2 separate regions of the Homo sapiens genome follow, and region 1 is linked to region 2. A link is a contact called in ENCODE Hi-C data. All regions are on one chromosome and are shown on one strand. Each heading gives the region's core, a stretch centred on a gene start or an enhancer-like site at or near the end of the contact. The rest is flanking DNA. Distances are from core to core; before and after follow the strand shown.

Region 1 (5,504 bases), core at 588-3,087, 1.2 Mb before region 2:
GCAGTTATTGGGCTTACAGATAATTCTTACTTCCACTGGCAAAAGTATATAGTTATCTGCACTGCTACTTGCTCTATCTCGTAAGATTGCTGTGAAACATCAAATAAGATAACTGATGAGAAAGTTCTTTGGTAACTGTAAAATAGTATTACGCAACTATGTAGTAGACTTTACATTTTTGAAAACCAGACGTGAAAATGTTTTTTCATATGAGTGACTTGAGAGCCTTGTAAACCTACGTACCCAAAGTCAATCTTTGTCCAGAAATAGAAAGCAGTTGTCTATTCAAATGCCACCTTTTAAATATCCTATCGGAACCTGTTTCCTATTGTCGCTTGAGTTACTAGATGGCTCAATGTAGTATTATCTAACCTGCACTTTCATTTTTCAAAGGAAAAACACTAAAGAAATGTTTAAAGAGAGACAGATGAGCATGACACATTTATTTTTCAGGGGAAAAGACAGATACGTAGAAAAACCTCTTCAATTCCATATGCATTTACTGAATTTTTCCTGATGAGACCTGCATTAGCAAGAGAGAGTGAATAATTTTAAGAATAGCAAAATTTCTTAAACCAGTGTGGCAACTTCGCCTGTTCCAAAATTTGACAGATTCTCTTTTTTTATTTTTATTTTATTTTTTTGTTTCTACTATTGTTGTACAACTGGGCTCTTTGCTATCCTACCAAGTTTAAAACGTGTGGCATTTGACATTTAGCCTAGTTATATTTGCAAGTTTCCACACTGCAATACGTATAAAGGCTGTTTGGACATAATCTCCTCAGGTGCAGTTTAACGACTAAATTTTACCTTGAATTCAGGTTTATATCAAATCTTACAATTCTGAAAAGTTACTCTGCCAGCAACAGGTACTACAATGAAAAATTAACAAAGCCTGTAACACTACAAAATGCTCTACTAACATTTTCAATTTTTAAGACTCCTTTTCAGTAACAATTCGAGGAGGAAGAATCTACAGCCAATTCCAAGGCCAGATTTCATTCAATTTGGTCTTCCTTCGGCAGTAACCCTAAACTCAAGTTTCACATTTCTCCTTCGATAACATTAAGGTCGCTCGGTCCGGTTACTGCACACCTCCAATTTTAGCGTCCAAGAAACCTGAAAGAACGGCACGTTGCCTACTCGCTCCTCCAGCCTTCTCTCAACTCAGAAGCTTGGCCAAACGTGCCGCTCTCTCCACAACGCCAACGGAGCTGGAACGCAGCGCCCGGAGGACAACTGGTCACGGGGAGGAGGGGAGAACTTCGCGGCCCGGAGTACGGCGGCTGAGGTCCAATCCAGCCCGCGCCCAACTCTACTCGGTGCCAGGAAGGCGTGTGGACCCAAAGTCTCAGGCCGCGGTGCTAGGTCCGGAGGAGCAGAGTCGCGCGTGGCTGGGGGCAGGTCGTAAACAAACCGACGGGAGGAGGGGGAAGGGGCAACGGCGAGGCGGGTGGGGTAAAATAAAAGGTAGGACCTCGCTCCAACCCTTCGGCGCTAGCCCGCAGCCGGCTCCACCCCACCGAGGACCAGATGCTGCTCTCGGCGCGGCGCTTCCGCTCGGGTCGGAACACCGAAGGCCCCAACACCCCTGGAGCCCGGAGCCCACAAGGCCATCGGCTCCGCGACCCCCGCCCCACAGCGCCCTACCTGAACCCGCAATCTGGGTCCCGGGCGTCGCGGCCGGGCGCGCCCAGCCCGGTCCTCTTGCTGAAGAGCTTCTGGAACAGCGTAGGGGCCATGCTAGCCACGGCCAGGCAGGGGTCGCTCCGCTGGGCGCTTGCTAGGCCCCTGCTCCTACAGCCGCCCCGCCACCCCCATGGGCGCCTCAGTCATATGACAGAAATTAGTCACTTCAAACGGCCACGGCGCGCGGGGCGGGGCGCGAGGCAAGGCCGGCACTCATTGGCTGGAGGGGGGCCGCATCACGTGGCGGCGCGCGGAGCAAGGGGCAAGGTGGGGGCGTGGGGCGGAGCTGCCTCCCATAGGCTCACTGGCGGGTCCCGTCACGTGGCAGGGGCGGGGCGTGAGCCGAGAGGACAGGACTGGAAGGTGGCTAGGGATGTGTAGCGGGAGAAGGGTCAGTCTCGATCTTCCCCTGTGAAGCTGTCAGCGACCATCAGAGGGTACGCCGGGGTGGCGCGGGGACGATGCCAGGAGCCTTGGAGTGCAGAAGGCTTCGACTCCCCGCACCCACAGAGTTGCGTAGGGAACCACGGGCAACCGACTCTTCCTTGTCAGCCCCTCCCTAGCTTCTGCGGCTTCACACCTCCATTCCGCGCCGGGCAGAGTCTGGCGGCTCCTGGAGCACGGAAGGCCCACAAGCGTACCCGTGGGGCCGCGGCCAAGGCTGGACTTTGAGCCCAGGACCCCAGGACCGCCCTTAGAAGGCTGCGCCGGCCCGCGAGAGGTCTGGGATCTGGACAGCGCGGGGGCTGGCTCACAGGGACTGGTGAAGGAAACTGCCGGGACCCCTGCCACAGCCATGGCTCCCCGCAAAGACGACCTCGAGCAGGCACTGCGGGCAGTTTGTACTAGCGCCTAGAACCCTGACACCGGGAATTAGTCTCTTGGAAGAGCTAGCGATTGGAGGCTCAGGAGTTAGGCTGTTTCCTTGTTAACCAACAAAATCAGGTGAAACCAACGAAGTCAGGAAGCCTAAAGACATATATGTACAGATATCTAACCCTTTACGCTAATTATTTAGATTTTTAATAAATCTATCTTAATGTTTAGGTATGAAGACGGGAGGAACTGTGGAATTTTAGTCAAGTTACAGGGAAGAAACGCTTTCTAAAAAAAGAAAAACATTGCTCACATGTGACCTCACAGTCTTATTTAACCCATGGAACCAAAATATATCAGAGTTTGTATCAAACTAATCTTATAAATTTTCAGCAACCCCATCCATTCACTCACTCCCCCTCCAGGATGAGGAAGCTCGTACAATGGGATGTAATCCTCAGAGAAATTTAGGAAATAACTTGTATATGGTTGGAAGGCTGGATAAAAATACTTTGGGCAGGCGTGGTAGCTCACGTCTGTAATCGCAACACTGCAAGGCCGAGGCAGGCAGATCGCTTTAGCTCTGTAGTTCGAAACCAGCTTGGGCAACAGTAAGACCCTGTCTCTACAAAAAAAAAAAAAAAAAAAAAATTTTAATTAGCCAGGTGTGGCCGGGCGCTGTGGCTCACGCCTGTTATCCCAGCACTTTGGGAGGCCGAGGCGAGTGGATCACCTGAGGTCACGAGTTCAAGACCAGCCTGACCAGCATGGTGAAACCCCGTCTCCAAAAAATTAGCCGGCGTGGTGGCGGCGAATGCCTGTAATCCCAACTACCTGGGAGGCTGGGACAGGAGAATTGCTTGAACCCAGGAGGCAGAGGTTGCAGTGAGCCGAGATTGTGCCATTGCACTCCAGCCCGGGCAACAAGAGCGAGACACCGTCTCAAAAACAAACAAAAATTAGCCAGGTGTGGTCACGGCGCACACCTGTGGTCCCACTCGGGTGGCTGAGGTGGGAGGGTAGCTTGAGTGTGGGAAGTCAACGCTGCAGTGAGTGCCACTTGTACTTCAGCCTGGGCAACAGAGGGGGGCCCTATCTCAAAAAACAAATACTTTTTGAGAATTTCATTTAATTAGGTATACAAATTAAATTTTATTTTCTTTAAGTGGCTACCAACTCCCACTGATTTGCAGCTAGAGTTTATGCTCTAAATAAGGGTCTGAAGATATTTAGAAAAGAAAAAGTAATAGGCAGAATTTATATCTCTTTGAGAATTTGTCAACAACCAAAATACTGAGTTTCAATGTTCCAAGACTTTTTTAAAGCACTATTTATTGATGATTAAGATAGTAACATATTCTTTCCACAATCATTTATGTTCTAGGCAGTGGGGATCCAAAGTAAAAAAGAGCTAACTTTCTAGGTGAGGAGACAGTAAATAAGTATTTAAAGTTATTGCACTATTTATTGATGATTAAGATATTAACATATTCTTTCCACAATCATTTACGTTCTAGGCAGTGGGGATCCAAAGTACAAAAGAGCTAACTTTCTAGGTGAGGAGACAGTAAATAAGTATATAAAGTTATTTCAGATAGTAACTAATGTTGTGGAGTTAGTAAGAAATAAGCAATGAAATGAGGGTGTCAGCAAAGTCTGAGGAGGTAACATTTGAGGTGCTTAGGTTGAAAATCATTCAGTTGCTCTGTGTATTACCCAAGGTCCAGAAACTACTGGGCAATACAGGATCAAAACAGCAGTACTATTTCACCTAGACATTTCAGATAATCCTCTGGCATCAAATGCTGAAAGATTTCTAACAGGGTAAAATGAGCTGTGTATATTTTTCTCACAAAACATTTGAATGTAGAATGAAAAATGAAGTTTTTGTAAACAAAAAAATAAAGTCAATGCAATTTTTAAAAAGTAAACAGAAGTGTAGATCCTATCAGTCAATTAATGGGGCAATCATTTGGGAAGTTTTGTTTTTACACTAGTTAAGTTACACTAAATGAGTACAAGTGGAAACAGGCCAAAGTCTGTCTATACGGGACCAAAGACACTAAGGACTAATGGCTGTCCATGACTGGCACAGAAAAGAGTAGTTCCAGGTCCCCTCAGAAGGAACTTTCCAAATACAATAACCTTGTGTGCTTTCGTCTTGGGAAAAAATTACTTCATGGGTAATTATAGATATTAATAGTAAGGGAAAAGAATATAACTGCTTGCATAAGAGACACTTTCAGTATTCTCTAATCATGTAATAGCTTTATTTCTGTAGTCTCATTTAGTCTTGAAAGGTACAGAGAAAAACTAGATTTACTTCCTATTATTGATCACATTTCTCCTACATTGCAGTGTAATACTAAAGTCACAGAATCAGAGAGCGCTGAAATGATACAAGTTTGTAATAAAAGAGGACAAAACTATACATAATTATTCAGATTAAAATTTAAATATTTCAATTTTAGTATCAGTGAATATTATCTTTTATTTTTCCTTTTACTTAGTACTACATCCTATCACAGAGAAGCTGAGGTGTCTTACAGGCAGCCTTTGTAAGTTTAAGGAGTCAGCAAAGAGGAAATGTGAGAAAGAAAATAATTACCTACTCATTCATGCTACGTTATATCAATGTGGAACTACTGGGTTACAAAGATTAGACATAAGGCCTACTACACTCTCACTCAAGGGTGGAAGATTTAGTCTCCTCAAAACTCCAACAGTCTATAGATTTCTGTCCACCTGCTTCAAAGATTCCCCTCCTGATAGCATAAAAGACAGGCACTCTTTGCTATAGGCATTTCCTGGTTACTACATATAGGAAAAGGTGGCAATAAAACTAAAATCTTCCTCAACCATCATGCTAATAAGTATAGTCTCAATTATGCTGAATTATCATGAAACAAATTATAATTTCATTGATGACATCTCAGAACAAGACATTCAAAATCAAGATGATCAAGTAGACCTGCCCGAAAAACATTAAATGGGCTCAA
Region 2 (5,611 bases), core at 641-3,140:
CCCCACTTGAAGCAAAATTTTATTTAAAGTAAAATTTGCCTACTGTTTCTAGAGAGTTAACAAAAATCAAAGTACCAGCCTGCAAACCACCGCAAATTGAATGAAACTGCTGGTAATAAAAAAAGAAAAATTTGACTGCTTCCAGGTTTTTAGTAAGTTAACTCTGAAAGATAACTTAAAATAACTTACTGGGAATTTTTCTTATATTTAGGAGCTGAAAGATGCAGTGATAATAAGGAAAACGAATCTGAGAAATTTAAAGAAGCCAGCTTTGTTGAAAACCAAGTGGCCACTTGCCAACACTTCTTTATGCACGTATGACCAAAGATGATTCTAGGCAGACTCACAGACCACAAAGGCTCTTTATCAAATCCCAAATTAAGAAAGTTCTCATAAATATTTCAATTTTGATAAGTTAAAGACCAGTTAAGTTTTAAAAAGCACTTTATGAAGTGCAGAATCAATACAGAAACGAAGCTTTGCGCTTTTCATATCTGAGCCCGAAAAACAGCACACATTTTATGTTACATTTACAGTCTATTCACAGACACCTATAGCTTAGATTCCATCAAGAAAAACACTGGTCAATGGAAAAGTGACTGGCCTTAGTATAAAATTTCCATGTGGCCAGCAGGGAAGAAACCGCATAATTCTGAATTACAACTGACAAAACTACGAGAACCCTAAATCGAACTCTTCGCCTTGAACTCCATATACAAACATTTCAGATTCGTACTTCCACTTCCTGAAAATAATACTGTTTGTAAACGAAAAGGCAATAAGGTTACTCCCAAAACTCCTGTACTCCATGATCCATCCTCAAAGAGTGGAAGGAACAGCAAAGTAGAAGGAACAAAGCACTGACGTCAATTACGAGATTAACCCCAAGCACAGGCAGCTGGAGGAAAGGCCTAAACATCAATATCCACGCACAAGCTACTGGGATAACTAGGTAACAGACCGATTCAGAAGTTGTAGGGGAGGGTATTCGAGTATTATACCCCCACGTTCCCATTTTTAGTCAATCCCCTTCGCAAGTCGAAGGCGGAAATTTTTCCTTCTTTTTTTTTTTTTTTTGCGGGGGTGGGGGTGTGGGAGAGGTGCGCAGGATCGCGAGAAGGAAAGCGAGAACTAGCTGGGTAATGTTAGCCAGAATCTGGGCCTATTTTCTCTTTAATTAGACATAATTTGAAATTGAGGAGGATATGAAAAAGTAACAAATCAGCCGATGGAACGTCTGAGGAAAGAAAGAGGAAAGGAGAAACACTAAACGGATGGATTTCTGGGAATTTTTGTTAGGATTGGGTTAGCTTTTTTTATTTTCTTATCTTTGCGGGAAGGTGGTGGGGTGGGACGCGCAGATGAGAGGAGGGGTGACGCCTGATTGAGCAGCCCCAGCCCGGAGGGTCTCCCCGAGGCTCCCCGCAGAACTTGCGGGCCCCCACCCCCACCCGGCCCCGGCCACAACCCCCGCGGCCCGGCCCGGCCCTGGGTCAGTCTGTCGGCCCTTCTTACCTCCAGTCCCGGCTCCGCTAGGCCCGAACCATCTCCTGGCTGCGGCAGTGGCGGCGCCGGGCCTGCACCTTCACCGGACGCGCATTCGAGCCCGCCCAGGGGGCGGTGACAGGCTGCCAAGGGCGAGGGGCTCCGGGAGGCGGCGGGGGTTCCGGAGGCCTCGACAAACGAAGGCGGCGTCGGCGGCGGCGGCAGCGATGCGCCTCACACGGAACAGGCGTAGGCCCCGCACCGCTCCATGACGGTCGGGCCCGGGCTGGGACAGCTGACTGAGGCGGCGGGGGCGGGTTAACGAAGACCTGGCACCAGGATCCCCGCCCCGTCCGCTGGCGGCGGCGACGGCAGCTGGACTCCTGCAGCCAGGGCTGTGACTGACGCAGCGGCCGTGCCACCATGTGACCAAGACCGGGCGGGTGCGGGGCGTCACGTGATGCCTCTGCGCCCCTCCCCGCTGGGGGAGTAGGGGGCGGGGGTCTGTGGGCCGGCTGGGCCGGGAGGCGACGCCCGGGGTGGTGACGTTCCCGGCTGTGGGGTCTGATGACCCGGGCCAGGCAAAGGACCCGCCCGAGCGGTATAGGCCTGAGCCTCTGGGCACTGCGGCCGCGTCCGGCAGGGCTGCCACGGCAGTACAGGGCCTGCACATCCGGGAGCTCACGCCCTCCTGCGCGTAGCCCGCTAGTGAGGTTCCGAAGGGCGGGGCCGGGCCGAACCGGATATGCCGGTTCTGGGGCTCAGGTGACAAACCCAGGCCTTCCGCCCCTCGCCTCTGGTGGGGATCCGGCCCAACCCGGAGCTTCCTAGACTTGCTTCCAGGTGTCGAAGCCTCGAGTCCTCAAGAGGTCCAGCAAAAAGGCAAAGGACGCAGGAGGCTGTTCGGTATTTCCAGTAAACTTACCCTAAGAAGCCAAACCGTCCCTCTTTCTTCGTCATTTAAACATCTTCTGCCACTAATGTTTTCCTTTTCATTTATTTATTGAGATAGATCTCGCTGTTGTCGCCCAGGCTGGAGTACAATGGCGGGATCTCGGCTCACTGCAACCTCCGCCTCCCGAGTTCAAGCGATTCTAGTACCTCAGCCTCCGGAGTAGCTGGGATTAAAGGGGGGAGCCACCACCTACGGCTAATTTTTGTATTTTTAATAGAGACACGGTTTCACCATGTTGGCCAGGCTGGTCTCGAACTCCTGACCTCAACCAATCCACCCGCCTGGGCCTCCCAAAGTGTTGGGATTACAGGCGTGAGCCACCGCACCCGGCCCACTAATGTTTTTCTTCAGCATATCATTCTGAACACTTCTTTCACCTCTAAACATCTACTATTTCTTTTAAGCTTCACTCTTTATATGCATTTTCTCTATAGAGCTATATAAATTAGGAAATGTCTTAATAGAAAACTCAAAACATGACAGAATAAAAAATAATTGATTCTCCCATCTCTGTCTGTTAGCTGTTTCAGTCCTGGAAGGCAATCACTTAGCATTTAATAATGTATCTTTCCCTACATATTTGTAAGTAATACATTAAAATATAGGGATACTTCTTTTTACACAAAAGGTAACACACTATATACGCTGTTCAGTCCTTTTTTTCTCACTTCAAATATCTTGGATAGGCTGGGCACAGTGGCTCAGGCCTATGATCCCAACACTTTAGGAGGCCGAGGGGGGCTGATCGCTTGAGACCAGGAGTTTGAGACCAACCCCGGCAACATGGCAAAACCCCATCCCTATGAAAAATACAAAAATTAGCCGGGCGTGGTGGTGCATGCGTATAGTCCCACCTACTCTGGAGACTGAGGTGGGAGGATCACTTGAGCCTAGGAGGTCGGTGCTGCAGTGAGCCGGGAGCTTGCCATCCAGCCTGGATGAGAGTGAGACCCTGTCTCAAAAAAAGAAAAAAGAAAAAAATGTCTTGGACATCCTGCCATATCAGTATATAATGAACTACCTTTTTCTTCCTAGAGGCAGAATAATATTCCACTTATGCAAACATCCTAATTTATTTAACCAATCCCCTACAGGTGGATATTCCGCTTGTTGCCAAGCCATTACTATTACATGCTAAGCTGCAATGAATAACCTCATACAAGACAGGGCAACATAGTGAGACCCCATCTCTACAAAAAATAAAAAATTAGCCGTTTGTGGTGGCACAGGCTTGTGGTCCTAACTACTAGAGAGGCTGAGGTGGGAGAATCGTTTGTACCCAGGAGATGAAGGCTGCAATGAGCCCTAATCGCACCACTGCACTCCAGTCTCAGTGACAGAGCAAGACCCTGTCTCAAAAAAGTTAAAATAATTAAAAACGAAAAACAACTCCATATAATGAGCAAATTATACCTGTATGATAAATCCTTAGCCTGGAATCTTTAGATCAAAAGGATTTTTAATTTTGATAGATATTACCAAATTATCCTACACAGAAATTGTGCCTATTTCATTTACTTGCTTTCAAATTCTGCTTAAGAAGATTTACAAGGCTGTATAGGTTGGAGGGTTGAGGGGATGGAGAGTGGCAAAAGAAAAGAATATTTGTCACTTTACACCGTAATAATTTTTTTTTTTTGAGACAGAGTCTCGCTCTGTCGCCCAGGCTGGAGTGCAGTGGCGCCATCTCGGCTCACTGCAAGCTCTGCCTCCCAGGTTCACGCCATTCTCCTGCCTCAGCCTCCCCAGTAGCTGGGACTACAAGTGCCCGCCACTACGCCCGGCTAATTTTTTTGTATTTTTAGTAGAGATGGGGTTTCACCGTGTTAGCCAGAATGGTCTCGATCTTCTGACCTCGTGATCCACCCGCCTCGGGCTACCAAAGTGCTGGGATTACAGGCGTGAGCCACCACTCCCGGCCACACCATAATAATTTTGATTAAAGATGAGTATTAAGGTGCAAATTGAAAATATGTAACAAACTTTAAGTTTCCTTGCTTATTCTGAAGTAAATGTTATTTGGCTAACGCAAATAATAATATGCTTTTGTTCCATAAAGGATAGTGATACTTTTTCAATACAAAATGAAACCTTATTTAAAAACCAAAAAGGGGAGGAATGGCCAGTATAGCCTTTTATTTGGCATTATTCTGCAAATAAGAAGTTTCCGGCCAGGTGTGGTGGCTCATGCTTGTAATCCCAGCACTTTGGGAGGCCAAGGCAGGCAGATCACCTGAGGTCGGGAGTTCCAGACCAGCCTGACCAACATGGGGAAACCCAGTCTCTACTAAAAATACTAAAATTAGCTGGGCGTGGTGGCCAGTGCCTATAATCCCAGCTACTCAGGAGGCTGAGGCAGGAGAATCACTTGAATCCAGGAGGCCGAGGTTGTGGTGAGCCAAAACCTTGCTGTTGCACTCCACCGTGGGCAGCAAGAGCAAAACTCCATCTCAAAAAAAAAGTTTCCTCTGTTTCAGCAAATAAAAGAAAAAGTTCCTAAAATTATTTCTAAGTTTTTAATATTTTAATATTGTATCATTTTGTTTAAGAAGTTACATCTGTTTTAACAAAGTGAATGTTCTGTCTCTAACTTCATGTTCTAGAACAGTGTAAGACTACTGTGCAGAATGGAGAAATTGCAGAAAATGACGTACCATAAAACTAAAAGAGAAACAAAGGCCGGGCACGGTGGTTCATGCCTGTAATCCCAGCACTTTGGGAGGCTGAGGTACGTGGATCACAAGGTCAGGAGTTCAAAACCAGCCTGGCCAAGATGGTGAAACCCTGTCTCTACTAAAAATACAAAAATTAGCTGGGGGCAGTGGCAGGCGCCTGTAATCCCAGCTACTCAGGAGGCTGAGGTAGGAGAATTGCTTGAATTCGGGCTTCAGAGGTTGCAGTGAGCCAAGATCGTGCCACTGCACTCCAGCCTGGGCGACAGAGGGAGACTCTGTCTCAAAAAAAAAAAAAAAAAAGAAACAAAAATCTCAAAGCAAAATATGATTGTTTTACTAGCATGCAAGATTTTAACAAAGGATTTAGGCCAGGCACGGTGGCTCATGCCTGTAATCTCAGCACTTTGGGAGGCCACAGCAGGTGAATCATCTGAGGTCAGGAGTTCGAGACCAGCCTGGCCAACATTGCGAAATTCTGTGTCTACTAAAATACAAA

Evidence for each region. Hi-C counts contacts between places; a loop is a spot of excess contacts on that map. Pooled maps may share reads with other maps.
Region 1: a loop to region 2 is called in a map of CD8-positive, alpha-beta T cell, with 9 times the contacts of the local background. The contact joins the promoter of FNIP1 here to the promoter of AFF4 in region 2. A Hi-C loop is called at or near these places in 3 of 168 maps with a recorded cell type or tissue (CD8-positive, alpha-beta T cell, Right ventricle myocardium inferior and naive thymus-derived CD4-positive, alpha-beta T cell) and 17 of 50 pooled maps.

What each region holds. Positions count from the first base shown.
Region 1 is chr5:131,795,180-131,800,683 of GRCh38, forward strand. FNIP1 (folliculin interacting protein 1) reads right to left here and starts at 1,838. Exons shown (of 18, transcript NM_133372.3): 1 at 1,651-1,838. The coding sequence starts at 1,742. RefSeq lists silencers at 1,452-1,731, 1,782-2,041.
Region 2 is chr5:132,961,744-132,967,354 of GRCh38, forward strand. AFF4 (ALF transcription elongation factor 4) reads right to left here and starts at 1,891. Exons shown (of 21, transcript NM_014423.4): 1 at 1,516-1,891. It overlaps AFF4-DT (AFF4 divergent transcript), which reads left to right and starts at 2,069. Exons shown (of 2, transcript NR_186175.1): 1 at 2,069-2,391; 2 at 2,498-2,947. RefSeq lists a silencer at 1,346-2,185.